Linked DNA regions of Homo sapiens: region 1 is linked to region 2. Evidence: chromatin contacts called from ENCODE Hi-C or POLR2A ChIA-PET data. All regions are on one chromosome and are shown on one strand. The core of a region is the stretch at or near the end of the contact, and the rest is flanking DNA. Distances in the headings are between cores, read along the strand shown. Region 1 overlaps TECPR2 (tectonin beta-propeller repeat containing 2). Region 2 has its middle 14 kb from the start of WDR20.

What was found. Hi-C counts contacts between places; a loop is a spot of excess contacts on that map. ChIA-PET counts read pairs that join two places held with the same protein, here RNA polymerase II (POLR2A).
Region 1: a map of breast epithelium shows a loop between it and region 2 (17-fold over the local background). The contact joins two enhancer-like sites. A Hi-C loop is called at or near these places in 1 of 168 maps with a recorded cell type or tissue (breast epithelium). POLR2A ChIA-PET finds 5 or more read pairs at or near these places in 2 of 52 experiments (T-cell and activated CD8-positive, alpha-beta memory T cell).

What each region holds. Positions count from the first base shown.
Region 1 is chr14:102,404,168-102,408,625 of GRCh38, reverse strand. TECPR2 (tectonin beta-propeller repeat containing 2) reads right to left here. Exons shown (of 20, transcript NM_014844.5): 3 at 1,160-1,288; 4 at 7-138. Among named protein-coding and RNA genes, the nearest start is that of TECPR2, 43 kb to the right of the region's middle. Within about 2 kb of position 1,250, at least 5 of the 41 ENCODE cell types and tissues checked have a DNase peak (open chromatin) inside an H3K27ac peak, as active enhancers do.
Region 2 is chr14:102,123,857-102,127,980 of GRCh38, reverse strand. It overlaps a transcript of HSP90AA1 not described here. Among named protein-coding and RNA genes, the nearest start is that of WDR20, 14 kb to the left of the region's middle. Within about 2 kb of position 2,365, at least 3 of the 41 ENCODE cell types and tissues checked have a DNase peak (open chromatin) inside an H3K27ac peak, as active enhancers do.

The sequences.
Region 1 (4,458 bases), core at 1-2,500, 280 kb before region 2:
TTTTACCTGGTCTAGATCCAGAGAAGAATAAACAATTTTGCCTTTGTCATCTCCAGAGAACAATTTCATTCCATTGGGGCTCCAAGCCAGAGCTGTAATGCTATTTTTGTGAATACCAGTGACATCAAATCTCCGAAGCTATGAACAAGGGATAAAAATATACACAAGAAAAAAAAAGGATAAATGCTGTGAGCTGGGGCTACATGGAAAAGGTATACAATCACTCCTAGTTAGGGAAGAGCTGGTTTTCCCAATCTCGTTTTCCAAGCAGAACCCTGCACAAAGTTCCATCTGTCTAGTCACCTTCAAAACCCACAGAGAGCATACCTTGAGAATATTAAGCAAAAATGAAATGACCCACATGTACTTTATGCCAAGTGTCCAACCCAGCACAAAAATGTTCTCCAATTATAAACAGCACAGTGTTAAGCTTCTCTGAGCATTTTTTTTTTTTTTGAGACAGAGTCTCGCTCCGTCAGGCTGGAGTGCAGTAGCGTGGTACAATCTCAGCTCACTGTGACCTCTGCCTCCCGGGTTCAAGTGATTCTCCTGCCTCAGCCTCCCGAGTAGCTGGGACTACAGGCACGCACCACCACGCCCAGCTAATTTTTGTATTTTTTTTCTTTTTTTAGATGGAGTCTCCCTCTGTCGCCCAGGCTGGAGTGCAGTGGCGTGATCTCCGCTCACTGCAAGCTCCGTCTTCCGGGTTCACGCCATTCTCCTGCCTCAGCCTCCCTAGTAGCTGGGACTACAGGCACCCGCCACCACACCCGGCTAATTTTTTGTATTTTTTAGTAGAGATGGAGTTTCACTGTGTTAGTCAGGATGGTCTTGATCTCCTGACCTCGTGATCTGCCTGCCTCGGCCTCCCAAAGTGCTGGGATTACAGGCATGAGCCACTGCACCCGGCCAAATTTTGTATTTTTAGTAGAGATGGGGTTTCACCATGTTGGCCAGGATGGTCTTGATCTCTTGACCTCGTGATCAGCCCGCCTTGGCCTTCCAAAGTACTGGGATTACAGGCATGAGCCTGGGCAGAGAAAGTCGTGCCCGGCTTTCTCTGAGCATAAACTTTCTAAGCAGATGAGGATTTCTAATTTTAAAAATCCATGAGGAATGTGCCAAGAAGTTAACACGTGTTAAGATCATGAGTACTCACCTGTTTATTTCTCCCTGGCAATGAAGATACAAGTTGAAAAACTGCAACCCTGCCAGAGGCTGTGCCTGCTGCCACCAGGTCATCAAAGCAGCTCAGCAGCTTCACCACAGTGATAGATTCCGTCTTCCCCTGGGGAAACGTTGAAAACAAATGAATCTGTAACTATGCAGGCTTTGAAAATGTAAAACAAGGAGGACATTACTAAAGGAGTGAAAAACTTCATCAGGCTGCAGTCCATACATATTCTTGATTGAAAAGGTATACAAGTCAGAAATTACATCTGTTGAAAAAACAAAAACAAAAACAGGGCTGGGCGTGGTGGATCACGCCTGTAATCCCAGCACTTTGGGAGGCCAAGGCAAGCAGATCACCTGAGGTCAGGAGTTCGAGACCAGCCTGGCCAACATGGCGAAACCCCGTCTCTACTAAAAACACAAAAATTAGCTGGGCGTGGTGGCAGATGCCTGTAATCCCAGCTATTTGGGAGGCTGAGGCAGGAAGAATCACTTGAACCCAGGAGGCGGAGGTTGCAGTGAGCCGAGATCGTGCCATTGCATCCAGCCTGGGCGACAGAGCAAGACTCTGTCTCAAAAAACAAGAAACAACAACAACAAAAAAACCAAAAAACAAATATACCTAGGTAGGAGGGCAGTGGTGCAATCACAGTTCACTGCAGCCTCAACCTCCCAGGCTCAAGCGATCCTCGCACCTCAGCCTCCCAAGTAGCTGGGACTACAGACGTGTGCCCCACACCCAGGTAATTTTAATTTTTTTTTGTAGAGACAAGGTCTCACTATATTGCCCAGGCTGGTCTCAATCTCCTGGGCACAAGGGATCTTCCTGCCTGGGCCTCTCAAAGTGCTGGGATTACAGATGTGAGCCACTGCACCCTGCCCTCATGCCCCAATTTTAATTTTTTTTTGAGATGGAATCTCACTCTATCACCAGGCTGGAGTGCAGTGGCGCCACCTTGGCTCACTGCAACCTCCACCTCCTGGGTTCAAGCGATTCTCCTGCCTCAGCCTACTGAGTAGCTGGGACCACAGGCGCCCGCCACCACGCCCCGCTTTTTTTGTATTTTTAGTAGAGACGGGGTTTCACCGTGTTAGGCAGGATGGTCTCGATCTCCTGACCTCGTGATCTGCCCGCCTTGGCCTCCCAAAGTGCTGGGATTACAGGTGTGGGCCACCATGCCCAGCCCTCATCCCCCAATTTTTTAATGTTAAAATACACATAACGTAAAATTACCAGTATCCCTTTTTAAAGTATACATTTCAGTGGTATTCAATACATTCATAATGCTCTTCAATCATCACCATTATCCATCTCCACGAATATTTAATCTTGTAAAACTGAAACTCTATTAAACAATAATTCCCCATTCATCCCTCCCCCCAGCCCCTGGCAACTACCATTCTACTTTCCGTCTTTATGATTTTGACTACTCTTTTTTTTTTAATCTCCTCAGATTCCTTTTACCGTGATTTTGAATACTCTAAATACCTCATACAAATGGAACCATACAGTATTTGCCTTTTTTCTGACTGGCTTATCTCCTTAACACAGTATCTTCAAGGTTCATCCGTGTTATAGCACATATCAGAACTCCTTCCTTTTTAAGGCTTACTCATATTCTCTTGTATGTACATACTACATTTTGTTTATCCATTCATCCGTTGATAGACGCACATGGATTGCTTCCCCATTTTAACTACTGTGAATAAGGCTCCTATGAATATGAGTGTACAAACATCTCTTTGAGATACTGCTTTCAATTATCTTGGGTACATACTGTACTCAGGACTGAATTTTGGTATCATATGGTAATTCTATTTTTAATTTTTTTGAGCAACCACCATACTGTTTTCTAGTATTGGCTGCATCATCTCATTCCTGTGAACAATGCACCAGGGTTCCCATTTCTCACATCCTTACCAACCCTTGTTATTTCCTTTTTTTCTTTTTTTTGACAGTAGCCATCCTAATGGGTGTGGGGTATAGTTTTGACATGCATGCCCTAATAATTAGTGATGGTCATTTTTCATATGCTTATTGGTCATTTGTTTACCTTCTCTGGGGAAACATCTATTCAAGTCCTTTGCCCATTTTTGAATTGGGTTTTTTCATTGTTGAGTTTTTTGTCTGTTTGTTTCTTTTTGAGATGGAGCCTCGCTCTGTTGCCCAGGCTGGAGTGCAATGGTGCAACCTTGGCTCACTGCAACCTCCACCTCCCGGGTTCAAGTGATTCTCATGCCTCAGCCTCCAGAGTAGCTGGGACTACAGGCATGCATCACCACACCTGGCTAATTTTTTATATTTTTAGTAGAGACAGAGTTTCCCCATGTTGGCCCCGCTAGTCTCAAACTCCTGGCCTCAAGTGATCCGCCTGCCTGGGCCTCCCAAGTGCTGGGATTACAGGTGTGAGCCACCAGGCCCCGGCCATTTTGAGTTAATTTTTGAATGTAGTATTAGGTAAGGGTCCAACTTCATTCTTTTGCATGTGAATATCCAGTTTCCCCTATACCATTTGTTGAAAAGACTGTCCTTTCCCTGTGGAACAATCTTCACGTCCTTATCAAAAATCACTTGACTGGGCCAGGTACGGTGGCTCACACCTGTAATCCCAGCACTTTGGGAGGCTGATGCAGGCGAATCACTTGAGGTCAAGAGTTCCAGACCAGCCTGGCTAACACGAAATCCTGTCTCTACTAAAAATACACAAATTAGCCAGGTGTGGTGCCACACGCCTGTAGTCCCAGCTACTCGGGAGGCTGAGGCAGGAGCATCATTTGAACCTAGGAGGTGGAGGTTGCAGTGAGCCGAGATCACGCCATTGCACTGCAGCCTGGGCAACAGAGTGACAGTCTGTCTCAAAAAAAAAAAAAAATTTCACTTGACTATATAAGAGGGTTTATTTCTGGGCTATTGATTTCATCGGTCTCTATGTCTATTTTTATGTATCATGCTGTTCTCTTCTTTTTCTTATTTCTTCATACCACAGCCAAGTCCAATACACTGTTTCAATGACTGCATTTTTGCAGTTAAGTTTTAAGTTCAGGAAGTTTGAGATCTCCAGCTTTGTTCTTTTTCAGGTTTGTTGGGGCTTTTCAGGTTCTCCTGAGATCCCATATGAATTTTAGAATAAATTTTTATATTCTAAAACTCCCAAGCCAAAAAATGGCCTTGGGAGTTTGATAGAAATTGTATTGAATTAACTTATAAATTACTTTGGGTGGTATGGACAGCTTAACAATATTAAGTCAGGCTAGTCGGGGTGATTCATGCCTGTAATCCCACAA
Region 2 (4,124 bases), core at 1,116-3,615:
AGAATTGCTTCTTTCTCCAATTAAAAACAAAACATGGCTGGTGTGGTGGCTCACACCTATAATCCCAGCACTTTGGGAGGCCGAGGCAAGAGGATAGCTAGAGCCCAAGAGGTCACAACCAACCTGGCAACATAGCAAGGCCCTGTCTCTATAAAAATAAGGTTAGCCAGGCGTGGCAACACACACTTGTAGTCCCAGCTACTCGGGAGGCTGAGTTGGGAGGATCGCTTGAGCCCAGAAAGTTGAGGCTGCAGTGAGCTGTGTTCATAACACTGCATTCCAGCCTGGGCCACAGAACAAGACCTTGACTCAAAAAATGTATGTGTATATATATAATAAAACAAAACACCTCTGCCTATTGCTTACTGTCTCCAGTCCCAGCCTTGAAAGAGTCACAGCTGTCTCCTACCCCCTCAAATAAATATAACTCCATGTGTGCTATTTTAATTATCTTAGACTCTAGGGATAAGACTGAAATGTGGGTTCCAAACCATAGTAATAAAGGGAAAATACAGGAAGAAAATAAGAGAACTGTCATAAGGCTGGGACATTCTGCCTCAGTCACAGAACTAATTGAATTATTACAGTATGTTAGAACTGAATTCAAATTAGGACATCACTTTTTGTAGATAGAACTCATGCTAGCTTTGTTTTTCATTGTTAAGCTCCTCCAGTAAGAAGTAAAACAACAGCTTATCCAAGCAGCTTAATGAGCATTGTGGGTTTTATCTTTGCAAAGATTAGAGCAAGGACGTTCAAGCTTAATAGCCTCAATAACAGTTCCTAACTTTTTTCTATCTGAGATCCTGAAACAGGAAAGATGAGATTTTTTAAAGAGCTAGTATGCTATATGTAAAGAAAAAATTAACTTGTTACTTATATATAATTATAAGTACTTATTGGGAGGAGGCTATGAAGAGGTGATTTAAAAAAAAAAAAAAAGTACTTCTCACTCTCTGAAGAGCCTCATCAGCATTATTGGCCTTTTGAGAAGCAGCCAGTAAAACAGTGATTTTTAGCCATAGATTGCTGTAAAGTAGTAGCTGGGGCCTGTGGCAGGAAGTAAGATTCATTTGTTAATTTAAAAATTCATTTTAGGAGTTACTGATTGGGAAAACAAAAACACAGTTTATGATATTAAAAGAATCTAGTCGGCCGGGCGCAGTGGCTCACGCCTGTAGTCCCAGGACTTTGGGAGGCCTAGGCGGGCAGATCACGAGGTCAGGAGATCGAGACCATTCTGGCTAACACCGTGAAACCCCATCTCTACTAAAAGTACAAAAACAAAGTTAGCCGGGCGTGGTGGCGGGCGCCTGTAGTCTCAGCTACTCTTGAGGCTGAGGCAAGAGAATGGCGTGAACCCGGGAGGCGGAGCTTGCAGTGAGTCGTGGTTGCGCCACTGCACTCCAGCCTGGGAACAGAGCGAGACTCCGTCTCAAAAAAGAAAAAAAAAAAGAATCTAGTCGAGGATGCAGTCAGTATCTACCCATTTAGACTCCGAGTTTCTTGAGAGGAGGAGCCATTCTTTTTCCGCTTTAAGAATCCCCTAAGATATTGCTAAGCACATAGTAAATAATCAACACATACTGAATTGGATTTCTAGTTTGTTCCTCTTCCATCTTCTTCATATTTTTGCGTTTTGTTTTTCTCTTTTCCTGGTGTTTCCATGTCCACGTGTCCCCTTACTGAGCTATGGTAACTTGTAGTTCCTCATACCTGTCACACCTGTGCTTTCATGCTTTTGCATAAGTGAGATTCCCTTTCCTCTCTGTTCATCAGAGGGAATAGAAGGCCGCTCATCCCAGAAGACTTCACTCCAAAAATCACTCCTGCCTGGTATGCTCTCTGCTTATTCATCCCTCACTTTTCAACTTAAAGGCTGCCTTCTCAGAGAGGCTTTCCCTGAGGCCCCAAATGTAAGTTATGTCACCTTATTTTCTCATGGAATTATTTCCCGTATAGCACTTAGCACAATTTCTAATAATATATACATCATACACACACATATTTATATGTTTTCTTAAATAAAAGCCACCTCCCTCAGTAGACCGTAAGCTTATAATAGGGATCCTGCCTATTTTTGTTTGGCATGTCGTGTGTAGATTGGGGCCTGACATTCAATAGGTACTCAATACACACTTGCCAAATGAGTGACTCACCTTTGAGAAAGATTCTCTTTTAGCACCTTATGTTAATACTTAACTTTATTATGACATTTATTACATTGCTGTCTCATCTCACTAGGTTGTTCGCTACACACGATTGCAGTTCACAGACTTAAAAATATGCTCATGCATGCTTTCTTTTCTTATACCTTCCCCCTGAGGTTAAACTCTGCCTTAGGTCACATTACTCATGCTTTCAGAAAGCTCTGCTTCTAGCTTTCTGAGCGGGGGAGATTCAGCCCCTTGTTTATTTTATGTATTTGGCTTTCAGGTAAATATCTACTTAGCATGCCCATTGTTCACTCACTTCCTTAGTCCCAGCTCATTCTGCTTCCCTCTTCCTAAAAAATAACAAAAACGAAACACTCCTGTCCTTGGAGAATAATTTTTGCATATGGTCACATTTCAGTTTAGTAGGATAGAATATTGAATTTGCTGGATAGGTTTTAACATTGCAAGAATTATCAACTGGGTTTTTATTGTGGCTCTAGATCTGTTTGTTGGGATAAGAAAAGATTATGAGGTTGGGCACAGTGGCTCATGCCTGTAATCCCAGCACTTTGGGAGGCTGAGGCAGTCGGATCACTTCAGCCCAGGAGTTGGAGACCAGCCTAGGCAACACAAGGAGCCCCCATCTCTACAAAAAATAAATAAAAATTAACTAGATATGGTGATACATGGCTATAGTCCCAGCTACTTGGGAGGCTGAGATGGGAGGATCGCTTGAACCCAGGAGTTTGAGGCTTCAGTGAGCTGTGATCACACCACTGAACTCCAGCCTAGGCAACAGAGTGAGACTTCATCTCAAAAAAATAAATAAAGATTATGAATGTGGGCACTGAATGATTTTTCTTTTTACCATGTCTTTCTCATCTATAGCAATGCTTTATAGATTGTTGGTGCTCAATAACTATTTAGTGGATTGAATATATACTCAAAAAAGAGCACTGGACTTAAGGTCAAAAGACATAACATAAATTCTATTCATGATCACATTATTTAATATTGTGACAGTATAGTACATAAAAGTTTTAAATGAAATTATTATTTATATATGATTAGATGTTGGAAATCTAAGAGGATCAACTGAAGAACTGTAAGAAACAATAAGAAGCCAAGCATGGTGGTATACACCTGTAATTCCAGCTAATCAGGAGGCTGAGGCAGGAGGATTGCTTGAGGCCAGGAGTTCAAGTTTACATTGTGAATCATGATAGTGCCACTGCACTCCAGCCTGGGGGATATAGCTAGACTCCCATCTCTAAAAAAGAAAAAAAGAAACAATAGACAATGTAATATAGCAGATTTAAAAAGTAGCATTCAGGCCAGGCACAGTGGCTCACACCTATAATCCCAGCACTTTGGGAAGCCAGGGTGGGCAGATCACCTGAGGTTAGGAGTTCAAGACCAACCTGGCCAACATGGTGAAACCCCCACCTCTACTAAAAACACAAAAATTAGCTGGGCATGGTGGCGAGCACCTGTAATCCCAGCTATGTGGGAGGCTGAGGCAGGAGAATCACTTGAACCCAGGAGGCAGAGGTTGCAGTGAGCCCAGATCGTGCCATTGTGCTCCAGCCTGGGAGACAAAGTGGAACTCCATCTCAAAAAAAAAAAAAAAAAAATTAGCATTCAAACATCAATAACTGTCTCTACTTTCTCTGTCAAATAGTAACTAATTTAAGTATAATGGAAGAAAATGTCACATTCACAATAACAAAATAAGATAAATAGGCTGGACGTGGTAGTTTCCGCCTGTAATCCCAGCATTTTGGGAGGCAGAGGCCAGGAGTTCATGAGGAGCCTGGGCAACAGAGGGAGGCGCCATCTCTTCAGAAAATTTAAAGATTAACCAGGTGTGGTGGCACACACCTGTAGTCCCAGCTGCTGGGGAGGCTGAGGTGGGATCATTGCCTGAGCCCAGGAGGTTGAGGCTGTAGTAAGCCATGTTTACACCCC